Regions from separate parts of the Homo sapiens genome. Here region 1 is linked to region 2. Evidence: chromatin loops called from intact Hi-C (ENCODE). Cell type or tissue: dorsolateral prefrontal cortex. All regions are shown on one strand. Each heading gives the region's core, and the rest is flanking DNA. Links, peaks and the distances in the headings are about the cores only.

Region 1 (11,851 bases), core at 1,249-9,248, 250 kb before region 2:
AATCCATTGTTCTCCTTCCCTCCACAGGAGTTTTGTGATCAAAATATGAAATTGGCCCTTGTCCTATGTGTGGCAGAGTTAGGGTTTTCTTTGCTGTGGAGCCAAAAGAAGTGCCCTGTGGTGTTGAATTCATAGTTAAATGCAGAGCCATTAAACTGAGTATGACCTGAATCTATGATTGTAAAGAAAATGTACTGTTTACTGAGCTCCTGCTATTTCAGACGTTAGGGAAAGAGTAATGAGTGACACAAATAAAAATCCCTTGACTTCTTGAAGCTGACATTCTTGTTGTATTATTTCAGAAGCTTTGGTACCTAGAACTGGAGCTATTTCTGGGTCACGTGGCACTCAGGAAGACTTCATTTCTCTGCCCAAAACTCTTAAATTATTTCCCACTGTGCTTAAATAAAAACCCAAAGGCCTTAACATACTTTTTAGGCCTGCGTGATAAAATCTGGTTCATACTCACTTGTCCGAAACCTTATCCAAGGACTTATACCTTCCCTGGTTTACACCAGTTTACACCAGTCACACCAGATTTCTTCCCTTTCCTCTAACGTTAATCTGTCTCAGACACTTTCATATTTTCTTCAGCCAGTCTTGACTCTCTTCCCCTCTCTACCCTGTACTTCACTTCACATGGTCCCAGCTTAAATGGCATTTCTTTGGAGAGCTCTTCTTTACCCAACCCATCTAAAGTGAGTTGCCTTAATATAATCTCAGAGAACTCTGTTTTTTTCATAGTATTTATAATAAATTGTTATATATTCATGTATATCTATTTATATGCATATATATTTTGGTGTTTACTAACTCTGCCACCATTGTCAGCTCTGTGAGGTCAGAGGCTATATCTGTTTTGTTTGCCACCAATTGGTCAGTGCCTGGCATAGTGCCTAGTACAATGCAGAAACTGAAATATATTTGTTAAATAATTATGTGGCTTGACCTCAAGCTCTTTAGTGGTAGCCTCAACTCTCTCAACCCTTATTTGAGTCTCATGCTTCCAAGTCTAGGACTCTTCCCAGCTCTCTTCTTTATCCTAGGGGTCATTCTGGTATAGCAGTCATCATCTATTTACGTGATAGGCTGGGTCTCAGGCTCCAAAGTGGGAAAGTGACCACAGGGACATGATGAGATAACAGGAACCAAAACAGAAACTCCACCCTTACAACTAGAGCTTCCCAGAGCTGGGATTGAAAGGGACAGGATAATTCCAGAATTCTACTTATCATCCCTAGGGCACTGAACCCCAAGCCTGACTGTGGGTGGAAGAGGCTCAGGCATCAACATGGAAGCCAGTGATGAGACTGAGAAATGGGCAAGTGTCTGCTTCTAAGCTTGTTTCGAGTGTGATGTTTGTGTGTTAAGTGAGGGGTAGCTGTGTAATGAACAGCTGTATCTGCTTACATACTGACTACCTAACACTGAGAATGACTGGATAACCGGGAAAAAACTGACCTCAAGGTGGGAAACCAGTATAACCAATTGTGGGGATCTAGGGGAGTCAGAGGCAGGGAAAATTAGAAGAGCTGACATTCTGATCTTGCCTATTCCCATTATTCTGGTTCTTTGTTGTTTTAGATGGCGTGTAAACAGATTCTTAGTCTACTCTTGTCCCTTTTAGACTTCAAACCTTCTTGGATTCAAGGAATTAATTTTCCCCCCGATATTTTATTATTAAACATTTCAAACATACATCAAACTTGAAGTAAGTTTACAGTGAATACCCAAATGTCTGTCACCTAGAGTCTATCATTAAAATTTTACTCTGCTTGTTTTATGCATCTCCATCCATCTATTTAGCCCTTTATCCACCCATTACTACATCTTAATTTTTGATGTATTTACTAGTGAAAGTAGATTGCAGTCATTGGTACATTTTCCCCTAAATAGTTCAGCACTGATAACATTAACAAGAATTCAGTATTTTAAACATATTTTTCTTCTGCGAAAAATTTTACATACAATAAATGCACATATCTTTAGTATACATTCACTGAGTCTCAACAAATGAATATACCTTTATAAATGAAAGCCTATTATATTATAAAACATTATCCATCATCCCAGAAAGTTCCCTCATACCCCTTCCCTGTCAATCCCTACCCCAAATGCTGGAGACCAGGGCTGTTGTGTGTTTTTTTTTGGGGGGGGGGAGGAGGGGGAAGGAGAGTGGGAGTTTATTCTATTATAGTTTCAAGACATTGTTTTATACCAACTGGAGTCATTAATGAGTTCTCAAATAATCTTTCTTTGATAGTGATCTATTCTTCTCATGATTCAGATAGAAAGAACTCTGCTTCCAAAATTCAAACTCAGCCAAAGCTTGAAAGAAAGAACTTAGCACAACAAAGCCAGTGTCAGCTTCATAATGACTTTCTCCAGTTGGGCCTACTGTTATGTTATCTAACTCACATTTCCTTAGGTCGCACCAGATACAGGATAAAAATGAGGTCATAGGGTCACAGTTTCACACTAACAAAAACAAAACAGTACTTCTCTGATTGTCACCTCCCCATCCTCCATCTACCCTCAAGTTATTCTGGCCTCTTAAATTTTTACCAGTGCTTTCAGGAAGTCTCCATAGCTTGCTAACACAGCCAAAATCATTCCTCTAATGAGACTGGCTCATTATCCTTTGTTGGGTCAAACCTGTACTATAAAAGTCTCTGTTAACCTAAAGATGAGTTATTTTCCAGGAGCACCTTTTACAAATAGACCTTTGGTAGCCAAATCTTTTTTTTTGGTTTTTTTTTTTTTTTTTGAGACGCAGTCTTGCTCGTCCTCCAGGCTGGAGTGCAGTGGCGCAATCTCGGCTCACTGCAAGCTCCGCCTCCCGGGTTCACGCCACTCTCCCGCCTCAGCCTCCCGAGTAGCTGGGACTACAGGCGCCCACCACCATGCCCAGCTAATTTTTTTTTTGTATTTTTAATAGAGACGGGATTTCACCGTGCTAGCCGGGATGTTCTCCATCTCCTGACCTCGTGATCCGCCCACCTCGGCTTCCCAAAGTGCTGGGATTACAGGTGTGAGCCACCGCGCCCAGCCTGGTAGCCAAATCTAACTTGTCCTCTAAATATGCTCAGACTTGTCGAAATTTTCTGTGGGTTCACAGCTCAGCTTAGTCTTGGTGTCTCCTACTACTATCACAACTGACATCCTTGAAAACTAAACCATTGCCACACCTTTTTTCTAGCTCTTATTCCTCCACTACAATAAAAAACACTTTATGTTAGCTTTTAGCTTTCATACATATCTTTTCATGTATTAAAGTCTGTACAGACTTTGAGATTGGCATGCCTGAACTACCTTCTGTGTACTAAATTTGGACTCTTATAAAGCATCTTATCGGCAATGATTTTGAAATTGTAGTAGGTTGGTGTTGATTGCCAGTCAAAAAGTTAGCTGCACTCATGTTCTTGGCTTTATCCAAACAACTATATTTATTTATATATTTGAATATTCTATTATATTTTCTCCTTACTTCTCATTATTTGAAAAATGAATCCACAATAGAAAAGTGAAAGGGCTGGTAAAATACAAATGCCTAAGTATCTTAATAATATTTTAATAATAAATTTGGGACAAAGACTAAAATGAGCTGAAAGCAGTGACTTGTCAATCTTGAAGTTTCATTAGTCTTAAGTGGTTTGTCCGTGTGTTGAGGTATATTAAAAAAAAAGAAAAATGTATGTGGGATGCTTTAGAAATATATCGTAAAAGATTGGGCTTAAAAGGTGAAGTATAATGAGAGAGAAGACGGTGTAACATTTTGTAGCTCTTTGGGAAGAAAACCCACTGTTAAAATCACTTATTATAATTTACTTTTCCTATTACTATTTTTCATAATTTATAATGGCATATGTACCATGTGATTATCCAGTATAGATTTCTCTCACTATACTATAATCCCCCTGAGTATTTTTTTATTTTAAACACTCTTCCATGAGAAATTAGCAAAATGACTAGCACTTGGATCGATTCAATAAATGTGTTCAATGAATTAATGAACTTGTGTGAATATTCCTATAGAAAAGCTACCTTGATGTTAGGTTGAAAGACATGAATATTTTAAATATCGATGGATGCAGCCAAGTAGCTCTCCAAAAAAGCATAAATCTCATTTGTGTGGTACTGGAAAAAAAATCTTAAAAAGATGTAGGTTTATTTGTTTCCCAGTAAAGAAATTAATACGAAACTATGCTTACAAAAATCCTATTCTGTTGTATTTAAAATGTTCTTTCAGGAAAAGTATATTGTATTGAGAAATTATGTTTTAAAAATTTGCAGTTGTTACTTCTTATAAGTTGATGGTGTGGTTTACTCTGAGGAAGAAACATTTAAAAAACCTGAAACTTGTATGTATAGATGTTGGCCAGGTGAAAAGTGTAGGAAATATTTTTTTAAGTAGAGGAAAAATCCAAATATTCAACAGGAAGGATGAGATTAAATAAGTTATACACATCCATACCTTGAATACCATGGAGTCATTGCAAGGAATGAGGTGGTTCTGTAGCTACTGACACAGAAAGATGTTGTTATGTTATTGAGAAGAAAAAACACAGGTATATAATCCTGTTTTCTTGAAACAAACCAACAAACAAACAATCAAACACTGTTGTGGGTGGGCATGTGTATGCACCCATACAGGCCTGTGCCTGTGCACACAGGGAAACTGTCTAGGAAGATACAAATCAGAACGTTAACTGTGTTACTCCTGGGGAGTGAAAGGGTTGGGGTTATGAGAAGGAGATTTTTAGTTTAATGTACTTCCATTTTAATTGAAAAACGTTTTCCAACCTATGTACATTTTGTAGTGAATGAATCTTTTTAAAGAAGAAAAGAATGTAGTATGTGGAAGCATGGTGGGCTGCTCCTGAAGTGCATTTGTTAATAAACTTGCAGGAAGCATCAGGACATTTCTTACGACATTTATTTATTAGACTTATACAAAATTAGTTGGATTTTTAAAGCCACAGAGCCTGTTGTTTACATTGAATTGTAGGCAGAATTCCTAAATGTGAAAACGATGAAAGCAGACTTGCTTGGTGGAAGCTGCGAGTGAGGGGCCTCTCTCGGTGTTTCCCTCCCCTCATAATCTTTTGACAGCCCCTAGGGCTCTGCTGAACACAGTTTGAAATACACTGGTCTCTTCCTGGGATGCTTTTGATTTAGTCCTTCCTGAAGGTCAGAGGGATATACCAGCCCTGTGATTCTAAAGCACAAAGAATAAAGAATGCCTACAGGTAACCCCTGAATTCCCTCTTGCCTCACGGAAAACACGTTTAGAGCAGGAAACATTCATGTCATTTAAGATATTTCCAGATGTACAATAGATGAGGAGCAGTTTTTGTTTTGCATTTCTTGGCTCTGGAGTCTTACAATTTTACTTTTTAAAATTCAAGCTTTATGATCTGTGCCCTCTTTATATCCTGAAAGTGGCTAGAACGGTTTTGTTAAGGTAACAATTGTTGAGTTCTATAAATGTCTGGCTGCTCCACCCTTCTTAGATATAATGAGACAAACAACTTTAATATATAAAAATTGCTTTGTATTTATCTAAAAATGTTTTTTCCAAGTCCAAGCAATTGAAAAAAAATATATTTTTAAAATGCATAAATTGTATTTAATACTGAAATCAAAGCTAATTTTAAAACAATTATTATTCTGTTAGAATGTGCTAACGGTTTTATATTTACTATTTCATGCCTAACATTTGACGTTTGATTTATGGGATTATTTGCAGCATTAAGAGTAAAATTTCTTAATATCACATATTGTTATGTTTAACTTTCTAGTATAATCTTAAAAGTTTTAATATGAACATGCCAGTGTGTTAAAAATATTAGAGAAAGCATATTATCACAACTAAATTTTTGCTTTGAGCCCCAAATGTCTTTGTTTTTATTTTAATTTGTGTGTGTGTGTGTGTGTGTGTGTGTGTGTGTGTGACTGTAGTATAGGGAAATAAAACCACCATAATATTGAAGGAGAAAAAAATCTCTCTTCCCCACAAGGTGGTACTGTGGTTCTTTTACTTTTTCCAAAATCTTTACCTAGAACTGCTATTTCCCCACTTGTCTTCCTCCCCCCACCTTTTACAGGTGATCTTCAATTAGATTCTAATAAAAATGAGAAATAATTTCAAAGGAAACCTGTTACTTTTAGGTTTGAAGTAACTTGCAAGCAACTAAAAATTATCTTCTTAGCCTTCTTTACAAGAGTTTTTTTTTCCTTAGCTTTTTTCTTCTTTTAAAAAAGTTCGTGTACATACTTTGGTTATAGTTTACGACATTTTATAATCTTTGTGTTATATATACTATGATAGTGTATACAGTGTGGTTTTTGGTTGTAAAGAAATAACGTGTATTTTTAAGTATCTTTAAAATGTTTCAATAAATGAGTATAAATGCAGCTCATCTTTAGGCAATTCAACTTGGTGGTGTTTTAATTTTCTCTCTTAACCAACTTTCATAATTAAGAACTTGATCCAAACCTCATTTCTACAGGTAAAAGTTACGGAACATGGTTTTTAAAAAAACACAAGTCAACATTGTGCTTTTAAATAATATGTTCATATTTGACTATGGAACATCATATACGATTTCGTTTTTCTCTGTACCAAGGACCAAGAGGAGTATTTGGAAGTCTGGGCTCCAGTCTCAGCTCCCCACTCGGCTCGTCGGTCGCGGGCCGACGTTCCTCCAGCCCTCGCATGGATTTCTGGGCCTGGTGTTGGGGACATGGTGACAAAGAAGCCACGGTGGCTCCTGTCCTCAGGGAAGCCGTGGTCTCAGAGGTCCCACGTAGCAGAAATTTCATGGTTGGAAATGGTGCGAAGGGGACGTGTGTCTTAAGACCGTGTTTGTGTAGTAAGCCGAGTTCTTTCTTGACTGTCTGTTTATTTGGGATAGCCCGGCGAGGGGGCGCTGGAGATTATGGGGGTGGGGGCGGTTTCTTGGGGAGGCCTGGGTCTATGGAGTGGAAACCAATCTTTGATGAATTTGGTCACAATAACGAACACGGGAGAAAAAGGAGAATTGAAAGGAAATGGATTCTGCGAGAGACTGGGGAGACAAAACCAAGAGGAAAAACACAGAATCAAAAACGACAGGAAACACTAGAGAAGAGTAGGCAGAAAATAGAGAAGAGGAAGAAACGAGTCGGACGGAGACGGGGCCGGGCACTGGGAGCTTGAGGCTGGGTCTCCATCCTTCCTTTCATCCTCTCGGGAGCCCGCAGAGACGGCGGCTTCAGTCTCGCTTTACGGGTGGGAAAGCAGCGACCTTGAGAGGTTAGGTGACTGCTCAAGGTCACCGAGCTAAGTGCCAGAGCCAGGATTCTCACCGCTCCTCACCCCAGATCGGGGCTCCGGCCAGACCACGCTGGCCGCCGGGGGAGAGGACGCGCGGGGCGGGCAGAGCGCGGCCGGGGGCCGGGAAGGAGCCGGCGCCAGGCGCGCGCGGAGGAGGCGGCCGGGCGGGGAGCCATTTCCTCCCCAAGCAACGGCGCTTTTCAGGGGCGCGACCGGGAAGCCTCTCTTGGCGTCCCTTCCCCAGCCGCAGTTTGGGCAGGGGAGCGAGGGCCGGGAGGCGTCTAGGCTGTGGCGAGGGGAGAAGCATCCCCCATCCCTCCGCTCCCCGTCTCGCTCAAGCTCTTCCTGCGCCACGGGCAGGTCTCCCAGCCTCGCCATCGCGGGGCGTCCCCGTCCCGGCCCACACCTCTTTCCTCTCCAGCCACACCGGCGCGCCCCGAGGGTTGCAGGCGGGGGCTGCACCGGGTTGAAGCCCAGTCAACCACACGTCCCAGGGCTTAGGCGCCGGGCGGGGACAACGTGTCTGCCTGGGCTCAGACGCTGCTAGGGGGCATCCCTGTCGGTGAGACCAGACTCAGACACGAGGGGGCCTGGGCTATTACAAACCTCAGGGTAACTTACAGGAATATACACAAATACACAAGACTAGCAACGTTTGTACCTCAGGGGGCAAATCAAAACAATCACAAGGACGAATCTTGCCCAGTCTATATTGTAAATCGATGCAGTTGCATATTATGAGCACCCCATTCGAAGAATAGCTCCTGCCAGTCCTCAGTGATTATTCAATGATTATCAATTGACGAGACACCTTTCACCTGAAAATGGCTTGTCTGCATTGTCTTTCTTCTCAGAGAACTGCGAATTAAAGTTTCTTTGTTAGGGAGAACAAAGAAGAATCCAAATTATTTTAAGGAGGCTTTAGCATTTGACTTGGCAAACCGTTTTGCTAAAGATCAACCCTTCGCTCTGTGGTTCGCCCCCTCTCTGTCACAGCCTCACAGCCGAGTTGTCTTTGAAACAAGACTAGAGCTCCTGGTGGGTTTGGGGGCTCCCTCTTCTAGAGGTGAGCAATTTAGAGCTAAGGGGAAATTTAGAAGCCGCGTAACAGACCCGTTAACATTCACATCGGAGGCAACTGAGGCCTGCAGAAGTTAAGGCTGTCTTGCCAGTTTGTGCCAAAGCTGGGACCTGACACCGGGTCCGGGCCTGGTGCTGTGCGCGTTCGTTGGAGCAGCGGTTCCCAGTGCTTCCCTCCACGTGGGCGCGCACCCCACGCTCATCCTTCCTCTTGGGAGCCCAGTGAAAACTCCTTTCTTGAAAGTTTGTCAAGAAGGCAATGTCTCTTCCTTTTCATTTAAAAAATTATTTTCTCTCGCTGTCAGATTCATTCTGACATAGATCAGGAGTGGAAAAGTGTGTGGTATAGAATAGAGTCATTAGTAAATCCATCTCGTTTTTTGTTTCATTTGACAGCAACACATTAAATTAATCCCTGTCCAAAAGAATCACATTAAGGGAGCTGTCAATGCTAATCCCTAGCTCATTGTTGCTGCCTAGCTCAGGGTTGACTTTAATAGGTCGCGCTGACATTTGTTTCTTCTGAGAAACATCGGTGACTTCATCCAGACCCAAATCTACTCCCATTAAAAAGTGAAGGCACCCACAAGTTTTTACATACCGTGAATTCTCTGGACTTCTAGTTTAGGATTTGAGCTCTTGTTGGAAATGTTGATTCACATTTATGCCTTTAACGGAATAAAGGTGATTATGACAATAAAAAGTAAGGTAGACTCCTCCCCGAGGAAAAAACCTGATTAAAAAATTAAAAATAAAATGATGTTGCTATTTTTATACCTATTTTTTAGCATCCTGTATTAGTCACTACTGTTGTCTATATACCTGATTGTGTACAAACCAGATTTAAGATTAAAAAAGAAAAAATAAAATTATTGAGAGGAAAATAGATTATATTATATAGACTAATGAAAGAAGGGTTTGGAGAGAGGCAGGGATGAGAGAACCTGGAGACAGATAAGATTAAAAGATCTATAGAAAATGTAGAAAAAAAAAGGAAATTTACTGGCAAATCCAGGTAGTAATTTAGATAGGAAAAATTTAGGCAGCACGGAAACTAGGAAAAATATATTACAATAAGATTAAAACATTTATTTAACCAACATTTACAAAGTATGATAATAATATGTTTTCTTTAAACGTGATCTCTCTGTTTCTCTCCTCTTTACCTCTGCACCCCTCCCCCCAATGATGTGGATTATTTAGCTTTGTGCTTATGACATTTATGGATTCCAGATCTGACAATCATGTATTAGCCTTTGTCTGGGCAGTGAAGAGAAAGGGGAGGACTGATCCAATCTTAAATCATTTGACCCGTTCTTAAAATATACTTCCCACCTGATTATTCTTATTTTTATAGCTATTTGGCAAGGTTTAGAAGACAGAATGGGAGCTAAAAATTGATAAATGATGATCCATTATTGAACAAGCTTATATCGAGTAATTATTGTACAAATACTACAGATTTGCGATATTCATGCATACCAGAAAAGAGGTATGTATATGTATATTCTGTTTTTACTGATTGAACCATGCTTTATTCATATTGCAAAGTGATACTGTGAATCTTTTTGTCAAGCACAAACTCACTTTTGCCTCATTGTTTTGCCCTGAAAATCTGTATTTTCAAGTAAACATGGTGTAGCAGTAATTTTTACTCTCAGGATTTTTGCTATTTCAATTTTAATTACAATTTTGTTTTACATTTGTATATATATATATATATGTATATATATATGTATATATATTATATATATATATATATATATTTCCTTCTGCTTTCTTTGTCTCCTGAGCATCATCTCTGCTCTGTAGGGGTGAAGATTTTCTTTTTATCTTTTTTTTTTCCCTGATACGGAATAGGTGTACATATTTTGGGGAAAAATATATTTTCTTCTACTCATCCTAGGTTCATGGCTGAAGCCCATATAACAAAAGACAGATTAACAAGAGATAAACGTACAAATATATTAAATATAAGTTTTATATGACATGGGAAAATGTCATATCATAAGGAAATGAAGACCTGAAGAACAGTGAAACCTGACTGTTTTTTTCTGGTAGGTTTGGTGAAGAGTGGACATCTGCGGAGAAATATGATAGGACACATAGGGTTTGAGCTAAATATGATAAACTCAGGGAAATTTAGCAAGGACTTTTGATTCTGATTTCTCTCTTTCTACAGAGATAAAGATGTTCTTTTCTCCGAGTATAAGGAGGACGCTTCTCACTTGAGGCTCTTATGACCTCCTTTGAGGGCAGGTCAGAAAATCCTTCCCAGGTTTATGATCTGCTTCAGGGGAGAAGGATGGGAACAGATCAGGGAGACCTTTCTGCTTTTGCCATTTTCTCAAATTATTTTAGCTTAAATTATTCCTTCAGCTCAACATATGCCAAGGTTCCATATTTTGGGGTAGCAAATCTTAAGCCCCATAAGAACATAACTACTTTTGAAATTGCTTTTATGCAGTCTGCAAAACACAGTTTCATCGTGCTGTCTATTGAACGCTATTTTATTTACCTGAATGAAAATAGACTAAGGTTTTGGTGGTCCAAACAACAAGACTATAAAGGATCAGTGAGAAATGAACTATGCATACATTCAAGACCCTCCAGACAAATGCCAGGAGTATGAGGAATAAGAAGTTAGATTCATATTGTGTCAGTGGACTAAAACCTGTTTGACATTTTAGAAATTATTAGGTTAGAGCAGACATGAATGGAATGTTAAAACTCAAAAAACTCTGAACTTAACAATACCCTGTACTTGGCACAATGTATTGTACATAATAGGCATTCAGTAAATAACCCTTAAATCAATAATGAATGTGTGTTAAGCATGTATCGGGGAGGAAATGCATGGTGGAATGATCCAGATAGGAAGCAAAAGAGATGGCCAGAGCAGGTGGCAGAGTTGGCCTTGTGCATTGTAGAAGTGGGTGTAGCTGGTGGTACTTGGCTGGATTGAAATGACTGAGGAGCTGGCTCTGTGAATAAGGTAGAGGGTAAAGCCAGCAGGTAGTAATGCAGTGGGTATGTAAGTACTTATTTTTTAGAAAAGTATTCATATACACTGTTCACTATATTCATGGTCAGACATGAGCTTTGCCTTCAAGGAACTTATATTTCAAAGGAGAAACGTGTTCAAATTTAGGTAACTCAAACATCCTCCCATAGAAAAATGTGTATGTGGAGGTTCTTGGCTTAGCCCTCAAAGGCAGTGGAACTTGTGTCACTGTGGAATGATGTTGTGCCAGGAAATGACTTTCAGTGATTGAACCCCTGAGTGTACTGCATGGTTCCCCTTTATGCATCCTGGAAGGACTGATTATTCCTCTTCTCCTTCCTGTTAGGCAGAGGAAACAAGGAATGCCCTAACGACAAACCATAGGTGGTGGAGACACCACTGGCAGGCAAACTACTGGCAGGGTCTAGGGTTTGGGGTGAGGTCGGTTT
Region 2 (11,851 bases), core at 1,759-9,758:
CAAAGGGGCATTGTCAAACCTGACAAGTCCCAAATGGTCTCAATCCACTGATCTTGATTGTAAGTCTAAAAAATAAAAAAATGTATTTTTCTCCCATAACAAGTACTGCTCAGAATCTATCTTCTCTGCTTTCTGGCTGATTCAGTCTTAATCTGGAAGGTTTTCATCCCCAGAGACTTGGAAGCAAGATCATGTATAGCTGGTGTTTTGGCACGCTTTATCTCTGTGGCAGTCAACATTTGGAATACATAGACTCTTGCTCTCTTAAGCACCTGAAAAGAATGTTTCTATACTTTTGGTTTTCTTGCTTACCAGAGTGAGATAGACAAGAGGAATGCAGAAATGGTACCACAAAGACAAATGCTCCTAGAAGCCAAACGGAACAGGTAAGCACATTAGGGCTGTCCTGATTTTTACAGAATTCCTTTGAACCTCTATTCCATCTGGGTGTGCACATTTTTTGATGCTCAGATTATGTAATTTTGTTTTGTTTTCTGTTTTGCTGTTCTAGGCAAGGAAGAGGAATTCAGACTCTTTTGGGGGGTCTTCTTGCTTCACTACATACAAATCACCAATTGCTGGAACTTCATGGAGAATTAGAAAGGTTTCTTCATCCCAGTCAATTCTGTGTCATCAATAAATATGGTTACATTGATAAATAAGGTTAACCTGAAAGTCCAACTAACATTTTCTTTAAATATATTTTGGAGCAGATCTTGAAATCTCCTTAGGTAGACTGTTATAGTGTTGATTCATCTTTACTTTGTGGATCTCTTTACCTTAGGTTGTACAAATCCTTCAAATTTAAGTCCATATTTTTCTGGTTCCATTTTCCACAGAGATGGAGATCCGGTTAGGTGTCTTGTCTCCTTGTGGTAATACAAGCACCAATTAAATCACAGTTTTAAAAGGCAGAACAATTTGAGATTCTTATTTCTTTTGTGCATCTAGTTTCTAATCTTGTTAATGCCTTTTTTTCTTTGTGACCTTCTTAAATATTTGTAAGCTTTTTTTAAAAAAATTCTTTTTTAATAACATGTTTGACTGCTTACTTGTTATGTGTCAGGCAGTGTTCTAAGCACTTCACATGTCATTACATGCTTTACCAAATTAGTAGATGTGCATTATTGAAGCCTCATGGGTTTCTAAAAAATTAATCATTTTGCATAAAGATTCTGACATTTCTCTCAAGCAAACAGAAATAATTTTTTCTGGTCATTATTTCTTGTTTTCCTACCTTGTAGGGGCTCTCTGGAAATTGATTTTCGATTTGCACCAGTTGTTTTAATATTCTAGTGTTTTCCAATTCTGTCAGTATTAGTAGCTTCGATGAATACTGCAATTTACCCTGACATTCAGGAAAGCTCAATATGCTAATTAAAAGATGCTGATCAGGAGATGTTAAATTTCTGTTAGGATCCAGTTAAATATAACACAAAGATTTCTGACAGAGAAGAAATGGATGATAACAAATATAGAAGCAGGTGGCAGAAACTGTTTAAAAGATCACTAGATGTCATTCTGGAAGATAAGGCAAAATAAGAATATGTGCTAAAACAGAACAGTTTAACCCTTGATAATTATTGGAAAACTTCGTGCCTAACACAGGGCTGTGTTCATTCATCTGGCCATTCAAGGAATAACTATGCTCATGCATGTGGTCCCTGTATTGAAGCTCAGGCACAGTGATTGAGATGTCGTTCTTTTTCTTGAGGGACAAGCTGACAAAGAGCAGAAGGATGTAGGCAGCGCTCACCTCATCCCTGCATTTCATAAGTTGTGAGAATGGCAAGTCTTGCACACTCCTAATATGCCAGTTAGGGGCATTTTGCTTGGGATGCTGTAATTGAGAAAAAAAGAGGAGTGTGCTTAGAGGAAGGTAATTTTTCCTATGGGCGTCCGTGATGACAGCGGGTGTGAAGAATCCTAGTGACTGCGGGAAAGAGTGACTGCTGCTGTGAACCAGGACATGCAGAAAGTTCTGCCAATGCCTCAGGAGGCTAAGAAAGGCCCCTCTCCCAGTCTGGAGCAGGTCTGAATTGGAGAGCCAAGAGGGTGCACAGTGCTAAGGGAGGGGACAGAATCTAGTCCTGGGGGGTTCTTGGGTCCCTGTGATCTGAAGTGGAGGAGGTGATGCTCACTGCGGGCAGAGGCTCTCATGCTCCCTCCACATGCAAAGTTCAGGGTTCCTTGCTGCTTTCGTTTAATAAAACCTCTCTCTACAACCTTTTCTTAATGGTCTCACTGGGATGATTCTGAAGAGAGAATTTATCAGGTCAGGCAGCAACCTTAACCTCTCCAAATCCAGCAACGTCAGTTCTTCTGCGACAGGAAACTTGGGCAATAAGGACCATGAAAATATCCAGTAAATTACCACGATGCTGTCAGTGCTGATACTGTTAAATTTTGAGTAGGAATTTCACAAATTGACCTTTACTGCACTATATAAAATCATATAACATAACATAGTATAATATAACATCCCTGTGAAGTTCTTGTCAATAAATGATAACCACAAGATTAAAAGGTGGAAAACCCTTATTTTCTTAGGGATATCAAAGTACGTATAAGATTTAGGCATCCTATTTAGTCTCAGGTGTAAGACAATTCTGGTCTGTCTCTCCCTTTCTCTCTGCAATTGTTTTTCTGAGCACACTTGACTGAATGCCCTTGATAACTTAGCAGTAGCCACCTATCATGTGCCTCTTATGATGTGTTGGACATTTTGCATGTATTATTACAGCCAATACTCACAGAAACTCTGCCAAGGTAGGTATTATTATGTCTCATTTACACATTGAAAGTTGAAATCATTTGGAGAGATTTGTTCCAGAGGCAGAGTGGAGGTTCAAGCCCAGGCCTGACAGGTGCCAGAGCTGCAGTCCTCTCTCCACAGATACAGCCACCTCCTAAGAAGGGCTTCCTGCACATGTTTACAACACACCTCATCAGGGTCATTATAAGCTTTCTTTGACAACTAATAAGATTTCAGATATACTTCTAAAAATCAAAAGAGCAATTTTATCAGCAAATACAGCACTTACAAGGGGAAGCAATATTATTAAAAATAATAATATTTTCCAAGTATTGTGATTTAAATAGCCATTACTCCAGTGTGGCAGTATTTAAGATAGTGTTAGCAGGAATCAGTAATGCCAAAAATTAAATATGACATTTACTTTGAAACCAGAGTTTATACAGTACGGTTCCCTTGTCCAAACAGATCAGAACGACACGTCTTTATGTTCTGTCTAAAGATAGTTGTCCTGCTATCACTACACATTTGTCTGGAGTGGGTGGTCTGGGAGATGTAACTGTGTCCCTGCTCGGTAGGCTCAGCAGTTCACAGTGTCTGTTACTTCCAAATGCTGCTCGACTTTTGGCTGTTGGGTTCATCCTCCTACGTTGAGTCAAAGGGGTCAGATAAGTCCTTTGGAATGTCTTGTTCCAAATCACTGCTGCTGTTACTAAGCAAAAGCAAAAACAGTGCAGCCGCAGCCATGTGGGAACTGGCCTCGAGGCTTGAACAGTGGTGGATGAGACAGATGGGCTAATGCCAAGGACAGTTGCCCTACTGGTCACTTTCTTAGAGACTGGAAATAAATGCCATGGTCCCCTGTGCTCCAACTCATCTCTGTGTTGGTGACCTAGACCAAGGGCCATCTGAGCCTAGTGCGAGCATGCTCACATCTTTATGAGCCTATCCTTGCCGGTGTGTTTTTGTGGACCAGTGTCTGTGCCTTTGCACCATGAGCTAATACTCCTGAGATATATTTATCTCAGGAGTCAAGTCAGTTTTTCAGCTGCGCCAATGATTTGGTAGGGGTAAACCTTGAAGCAGGACAATTCTTTTTTTTTTTTTTTTTTTAAATGAAGTAAAACAGCGTGTTAAGTAAGGGCTAATAGAACTAGTGTCTGAAGATGTTTTGTCTTGTAATATATGTGCATCACACAAGGTGGCAGAATAAGCATAAGGCGATCCTCCAAATGCCAGGCGGGGATGCTGCATTGTTTGCAAGGCAGGAGCTGGTCACTAGCCCCTACCTTCACTGCTGCAGCTGCAGCTGCTGCTTCTCTGTGAGTGTGCTCACGTCTGTGTTTGAGGGGAATATGCCACGTAGTTTAATAATTTGCTGGCACCCCATCCTTTGCTTTCCATGAGAAACTGTGTTAGATGATTAGACCGCCCTGGTTTATGAAAATGCATACCTACTCCTGGCTCTGGTTTATATGCTTTCTCTTTGATTGAAAATGCAAGCTCATTCTCCATCAGCATTCTAGTTCAACTCAAGGGCATTGTAAAAGCACAGCCACAGACAGTTTTATAACATAATATCAAATTTTAACTTTTTTCTTCTCCATATAGGGTGTAAATATGAAGTTAAATATTTATTGTTTGTCAAGCATATTAACACTGTTTGTTTCTCTCCATAAGGAGAATTAAAAGTTCCTGGATTTATTTTTAAATTTAATTGAATAGTTAATACTTAATTTTAATCATTATTAATTTAATTTTTAATGTAGTCATTTTTATGGCTGAATTAAATATTTTACCAGACTCAAGCTTGTGAACAAGGCCATTAGCAATTGACTACATAGGACTGTCAGGCCAAGCATCAGAAATACTACAGTAGAAATTTATCTGTACTATTAACCTATTCAGTACAAAGAAATGGGACATCTTTCAAAGTCATGAGGAAAACATTTGATCTCTCAAATAAAAAAAATGGAAGCTACGCATAGGCCCCATTTCTCATATAAAATTCACGTGTCTTAGCTTCAGAAGTTTTAACTGACAACAACTTATTTTCCCAAGTTCTATATGGAAAATATCAGGGTCAGCTATGGGAGGGGATAAAATGCTCATTCTCCATAAAGTAGGTCAGACAATTTGCCAAGCTAGATCACCAGGGAGACAGCTGACTATGGCTGGTCATCTTTGGTCAGTTCTTTCATCTTCTCTTCCCTATGATCACTGTTTTTCAAGGGCTTTCAATACTTCTCTCAAGTTCTGCTGGTTCCTGAATCTGTGTCTCTCCTCTCGCTTAGCTTAAATTGTAGTCCTTATTTCTAGGCTTCTTGCAGTTGGCTGCATCTCATCATTTCCTCCTCCACCTAACACCTACCAGCACTGTGCTGGAGTTAGCTCAGACTGGCTTGGGAAAGCCAATTTTGCATATCTTTTCCCAAGTTCTCAGTCAGTGACGTCAGGTTGAAAGCTTAAATTGGCCATGGTGGGAGTATTTACACCACAAAAATCAGCCAACACCATGAAAAGTCAGGGCTCTTCCCTCCCATCCTCCAAGCCAGTGTACCTGCCCACCACTATGTAAGACCATGGATTCCAATGAAGAACCCCAACTCCAAGTTGATTCTGTCATTTCACACCCCTGAATATGTGGTTAATGGCACACCGCATGAAGTTAATCTTCCATGTGTTAACCTCCCTAACTGGAAAAAAATATATTTATTCACAGAACTGATGGTATTCTTGTTCATGTTTAGGAAAGACAGATGACTGCATTACGCAGCTGGTGTGCCATTTAAACCATTGTGCACACAGCAGCTGGGCAGAGATTTAAATGGAAAATGTCTCCACCTATAGACCATGCCAAAAATGAACTGCAAATGGTCCAAACACCACAGTAAGTTTCGTGAAATGTCTGACACTTCTTCAATATACTGGCTACTCCTAGAGAGCTTGGCATTGTTGCCCAGTGCAGAGAATTGCAAAGTCACTTGATTTTTGAGGGAATTTACAATCTGCTTTATCTTGTGGGTTTTTGTTCCTCTAAAAAGAGATGTCCCAACTTTCTGCACTACATTGGAATCTTTTCTCCTAGAATTCAAATAATCTGTCAAGGTCAAGTATTCAAAGTGTTCAAAAATTCATAAAAATTCAGAACATTCTTTAATCTGGAATTCAAAGCCCTCTCCAATATTTTTCCAGCCTACTTCCCAATCTGTTGTTCTCTGTGATTTCTGACCACTCCATCTTTGCTCACACTGTATCTTCCGCCTGAAGTGTTTTTTATTTAATCTTCTCTATTTTATTAAAACTTTATCCTGTTTCAAGGCGGATGTGAAAATCCACCCCTCTATAACGCTTTCCTGATTTCCCCACTTGGAAATACATATGTTCTTCACAGGACACTTACAACAGTTTCTATACCTGTTAGGTTGCTTACTAATTTTTATATTTGCACATGTGTTTTATCTTCCTTACTAGATTTGAAAACGTAAGCCGTGCGTGCTGGTTATTAAGCTATTGACTCTCTGCTCAATTTGCCCTTTTTCACTCTGCATATGAAGCTGGGGCTGATACTATGCAAACCATACGTCTGGTTTGCTGGCTGCTTCCTGTCAGGGGCACCAGGTGGAGAAACTGGAAGGAAGAGGTGGGAGGGAGACGGAAATTGTTTCTTCCTGTTTGCTTCATGTTCCTGAAAACGATATTCCAAGGATGGCACATCACTCAGTCAGTAGCAGTTGGTTCCAGCCTGCAGCTTCTCTCCAAATGCCAGAACCCACCTCATAGTGTCCCTCAGAGGCACCAGCATCATCCATGTTTCTCAGGCATCTGGACCCCAGCTCCTTGAGGCCTGTCCTGTGAGCTTTGCTAAGTAGAAGCCCCTGCTCAGATATTAGAGCCCAGCTCTGAGTGGGCCCTCCTCTAGCTTCTAGGTCCTTCCCTATGTTTCCTCAGCCCAAGAATGCACCGCGTCTTGCAATTATGAAGTCTATGTTGCCCCAACCTTCCTTCTAAAAGGTCGTTTCGGTTCTCTAACACCCGCATTATCAATTCTCTATAATAAATACCCTGTTGAAATATCCAGTGTGGTTTGTCTGTTCCTGACTGGACCCTGAATGCTACACAATGACCGATCCATCTGGTTTCCTCCTTTGTCCAACCCCTAACCCAGTTCCTACCAGTGTGGTTTGCACACAGTAATTCCTTAATAAATATTTGTTGAACGGATGAATGAATATTTATTAAGATAAAAGATCCTGCTATATTTCATTATTCTGTCTTTTCTTCTCCATTTTCATGATTACTATGTTCAAATAAGAAGCCTCAGTTATCATTCATGGGCAATTTTAGTGGGTCAGGAAGCATTTCCTTGGGGTTTATGGGATGGTTTAAAATGCATGACTTGCCACTATACTTCACAAGCAGTAGAAAACAACATATGCATTATGCAGGGCTCCTTTGTGTTGATCACTCTTCTGCAGACTTTAGAGAAGTTTTTGTACTGAGAAAGATGCTACTTTCCTCATGTGTACTGGTAACAGAAATGGACATGATTTATGATATGCACATCAAGAGGGTGACTCTATTAGCCACTCTTTTACTCCCTCTTGAAACTGAATAAGGATTTTTTTTTGAGGATATGATTTAAGGCCAGATTGTGTAGAAAACAGCTGCTCTACAAGCATGTGAATAATTGCTGCTTTAACCAGAGTAAACTTTGCAGAAGGCTGAAGGCATTATCCATTACATTAGAAGAAGATAAAAAGAGCGCCAAGGGGAATGTAGAAACTGACCAACTGGGTAATCAGCAAGGATGTGATTATTCTAGACTGGAATATATGAAATGCTCAAGTCCAGATATGTGATGCACACATAGAAATCTATTAAAATTGTATACATCTCGGTTCCTGCCTCCCTCCCTCCCAGGGCTTACATCAGCTTAAACAACTGATATCATTAAAGTGCCTTTGAGGAAACTCCTTGAATACAGGTGGGAAACTGGCAGTTATGGCAATGATAGTAGCTGGAATATTTTTACTCTGTGTTTTACTGATTTTGACCATCATTAGCATACAGACAAAGCCAGAATCTAGTGAACAAATGAAGCATCACTAAACCACTCGGGAGATAAGCCACACCCTGTGCTCACTGTTTTCACGTAGCCTATGTCATTTGGGAATCATGCGAACATCATTCCTCACCAAAAATGTGACTTTGCTTAATATATTGTTTGCTAAATATAAATAACCTAGAGGTAGGTAAGTTGCAGATCAGCAGTGTTGAGAAACTTTTTCTAAATCCTTCTAATCTAATCTTCAACACCTATATTACAGTATTTGGACTTGGATAATTTTCTGTAACCAACAGAACACCAGGAAACTTTCAAAAACATACAGTTTTTGGCTCTCTAAAAAAAAGGATAAAGAAAACGCATTCTGAAGAGGATCACTGAAGTGGTTTGAAGCATGGATGGGCACCCCGGGAGTGAGTTGGTATTATGTCTGCATGTACTTTGGGGTAGCATGATGTTGTGTAACAACCACAGGCTTTGAGTTGGTAGAACTGAGTTTAAGTCTTATCTCCTCTGCTAGCAAACCTCAGTTCTCACTTTTATAAAATGGGGATGGCAATATCTCCCCAACAGATTACAGGGAGGATCAAGTGCTCTTACCTTTGTGAAAGCTCTTGGGACAGTGCCAAGCTTGTAGTAGGTTCACAATTAATGCTGGTTGAGTTTGAAAGGACCAGGTGTAGAAGTTGGCATAGGAAGTCACAATGGAATAGGCTAGTGGTCAGCACAGGTGCTGAAATCCCTGGCTGGCCTCACAGGGTGAGTGGAACACTGTCCCACCACAAGGAAAGCTATGGTAATTCTTCCGTGCCTCTGGAACATGTGATCAGGTGTGAAAATCAGTGGGCTCAGAATAGGGTGCAGAGAAGGTGGATGGGGGTGTGGCCTCAGGGCAAATGAAGCACTGGAGGCTTGTGAGTCCTTGCATCATTTCTTGGCCATGAAAGCCCCTCATGTACAAACTCAGACCCTCTGCTGTCCCACCACTCCAACATCCCAGTATCTTTATCCTCTTCCTCTTAGGCCCATGTTGTCAAAACATCATACCTCTGATCTGAGCATGCTTCGCTCTACACCTATAAACTCCATGTCTGTGCAGTTTGAGTTCTAAGTTTTACAGCTGTTTTGTCCTCCCAGACTGCACACTATTTCATCTCACTGCTAAACATTTTCTTGCCTTAGGTAGTCTATGTCCCTCCTTCATATGTGTTACTCCTAATTAGCTATGATATTGGAAATCAGCTCCCCACTCTTCAGAATCATGGGAAAAATAAGCATAAATGATTGATGATAAAACCCCAGGTGGCTTTCCTATGAGTCAAGTGCCTCAGCTTTAGTGTCTGGAGTTAGTGGCATATTTTGGCTGCTTTGAGACCTCTTTACTTTCTTCTTAGTTCGAAGCTGTGTTCTGAAAAGGTGACATTGCTTATTGTAAAGTTCTAGATGAAATATTATTGTATTGTCCTTAATCCTTTTCTGGTAATAGGGGACAATATTACTGATTCACTGGGCACCTGCCATTAAGTGGAGAGAGACAGCATTATGTGCTGCCTCGTTTTGAAGGGCTCCTGGTGTTGATAAGAGCATTCAGAAGAGCTCGATGCAGACACTAACTTATCTGGCCTCCTTGGCAATTGCTTGTGGATGAATGGGCAAGTCAAGTCCTTGTAAAGAAAGGTCAGGATGAAGGTTAACAAATATATTTTTGAGGTTTGAGACATGAATAAGCAGAAACTGTCAGAGGTTGAAAGGGAAAAGAAAAGGGAAAAAGGGAATTCAGGACCATTTTCAGACAAGAGAGGAGAAAGAAAGCAGACAAAGAAACATATGGGGGAGGAAGTAGAGAAAGAATTAATGAATACTGGCACAGTGACCCTCCGCTGCAGTGGGATTAATAGGTCTAGGTGAGCATCCCTTGACTAAGACTGATCGCTGAGTACAGACACAAAATATAAGGGCCAGCTCCAGGAAAATCCATGGAGAGAAGCACAGTGTGATTAAGATGCAGTCCCTGCTAAACTCTGACCTGGGAGAGTGAAGAGAAAGTGAAAGGTGAGTCACTAGGAAATAGTATGAGCGATATTGTGATGAGAAGAGAAAGTTAGGGAGTCAGAAGGTGGAACAGTAGTTTGAAATAAACTGTGCAGCTTAGCATGCTGGGGCAGAGGTAAGCAGTGGCAAAGAGGGATAGAGCATGAGGACCCTTGGTGTCATCTGGTGAGGTCCAGGAAACCAGACATTGAGGGCATGGAATGAAGGACTCTAGATATTTCTGTGCTAGCAAAAGATACACAAAGGAGAGCTGCATTTTGGGCTGGAAGGGCCTGTAGGGGAATGTGGGTAATGTGCATGGTAAATCTTACACAGTAATATTAGCCAGTGGCATTGCAAATTGATCTTGCCTCTTTGCCAAGTACTGTCCTAAGACTTGGGCTACCACCATCTCTGGTCTGAGCCACTGTCGTTCCTTGCCTGGATTACTTAATAGCTTCTTAATTGGATTTCCCACTTTCACCCTTGCCCTCTAAGGTCTATTTTCAATAGGGCAAGCCAGAATGATATGTTTTAAACTGTAAGATCTTATTTCTTTTCTGCATAAAACCTTGTGATGATCTCCTCTTCACCCAAAGTAAAAAACAAAGTTCTGACAAGGATTTACAAGGCCATACATGATCTGTGCCCTCCCAGCACTGTTCCTCTGTCATTCTGCTTCCTATGATTCTTCCACTTGTTTAGTCTGTGCCAGTTAAATGCCCCCCTTGCTATTCCTCAAATATGCCAGGTGTACCACTTCCCAGGGACCTTGGCTGGTCGTTTCCTCTGCCTGGAGTGTTCTTTCTCCCAGATACCCACATGGCTAACTCTGTCACCTCCTTTGCTCAAATGTCGTCTTCTCAGTAAGTCCTGTATTGACCACCTTATTTAAAATTGTCACTCACATATTCCCCTTCTGCATGTCCTCCCCACTTCATTCCAATCTTTTCCTGATTTTTCTTTATTGCCATAGCCCTTATCACTTTCCAACATACTATGTAATCCAATTATTTGGTTTGTTGTTCATTGTTTGTCTCCTCCATTAGGAGCTTCCACTGTGAGCTCCACAGGGAAGGAATTAATAAATTGCTCATCAGTGTACCCCAAGTGACTAGACCACACCTAGTCACCTAGAAATCACTTGGTTTTGGACTGACTGACTTAATGGAAAATAAGAATGAACTAAATGTGGGTAGTGGAGAAAGGCAGGGGAAGGAGATTGTTCACATTTGAGCAAAGTTAAGTACAATGGGAATGGCGGGCGGCATGGAAGGATAAGACTAGAAAGTAGGTGATAAGGATTTTGGTCCAGGGGAGATGAGAAGCCATGTAATTATTCTAAGTGGTGGTGATGACATAGTTTGATTTGCATTTGGAAAAAAAAATCAGTAGCTGAGTAGGGACAACCATTGAAATTGCTGGTTACAGGAGGCCAAGAAAGAGATGGTAGCTTAGACCAGGAAGATGTTGATATAGGAGAAAGTGGTGGATGGATTATAGAAATATTTGCACATGCCAGAATAGAGTAGTGAGCAAAGTTTGTGGGGGAAAACAAAACAAAAAATGAAAAGCAGGAAATGGCAAGCCTGGCTTCCATGCTGGATGGATAGTAGCATCATTCATTGCAATGAGGAACCCTGGGAAAGGATCAGGTTTTGGAGGAGAGATCATGAGTTCAATTGGCGACAGGTTGAATGTGAGATGCTATTGTGGATTGAATTGTGTCCTCTCAACTCCAGTTCATTTGTTGAAGTCCTAATCCCCAGGATCTCATTTGGAAATAGGGTTGTTGCAGACGTAATTAGTTAAGATGAAGTCATACTGGAGTAGGGTGGTCCCTTAATCCAATATGACTCTTTTTTTTTTTTTTTTTGACAGAATCTCGCTCTGTCACCAGGCTGGAGTGCAGTGGCATGATCTCGGCTCACTGCAACCTCCGCCTCCTGGGTTCAAGCAATTCTCCTGCCTCAGTCTCCCGAGTAGCTGGCACTACA

The links. Peaks named below come from ENCODE experiments on the same cell type or tissue, not always from the same donor. Only the 100,000 strongest peaks of a DNase experiment are listed, where the experiment ranks them.
Region 1: a loop joins it to region 2, with 35 times the contacts of the local background. A loop is called at or near these places in 4 of 110 quality-filtered maps.

What each region holds. Positions count from the first base shown.
Region 1 is chr6:90,603,663-90,615,513 of GRCh38, forward strand. No RefSeq gene overlaps it. Among named protein-coding and RNA genes, the nearest start is that of MAP3K7, 23 kb to the left of the region's middle. RefSeq lists enhancers at 6,219-6,719, 6,720-7,220, 8,178-9,126 and a silencer at 7,408-7,477. In dorsolateral prefrontal cortex, for the core only: a CTCF peak has its summit at 6,036 (motif pointing right); DNase peaks (open chromatin) are centred at 6,842, 7,469, 7,519 and 7,619; H3K4me3 peaks cover 2,396 bases; H3K27ac peaks cover 2,183 bases.
Region 2 is chr6:90,855,834-90,867,684 of GRCh38, forward strand. All of the region lies in intron 2 of LOC107986623 (a long non-coding RNA gene), which reads left to right. Among named protein-coding and RNA genes, the nearest start is that of MAP3K7, 270 kb to the left of the region's middle. In dorsolateral prefrontal cortex, for the core only: a CTCF peak has its summit at 3,983 (motif pointing right); DNase peaks (open chromatin) are centred at 3,999 and 5,183; H3K27ac peaks cover 964 bases.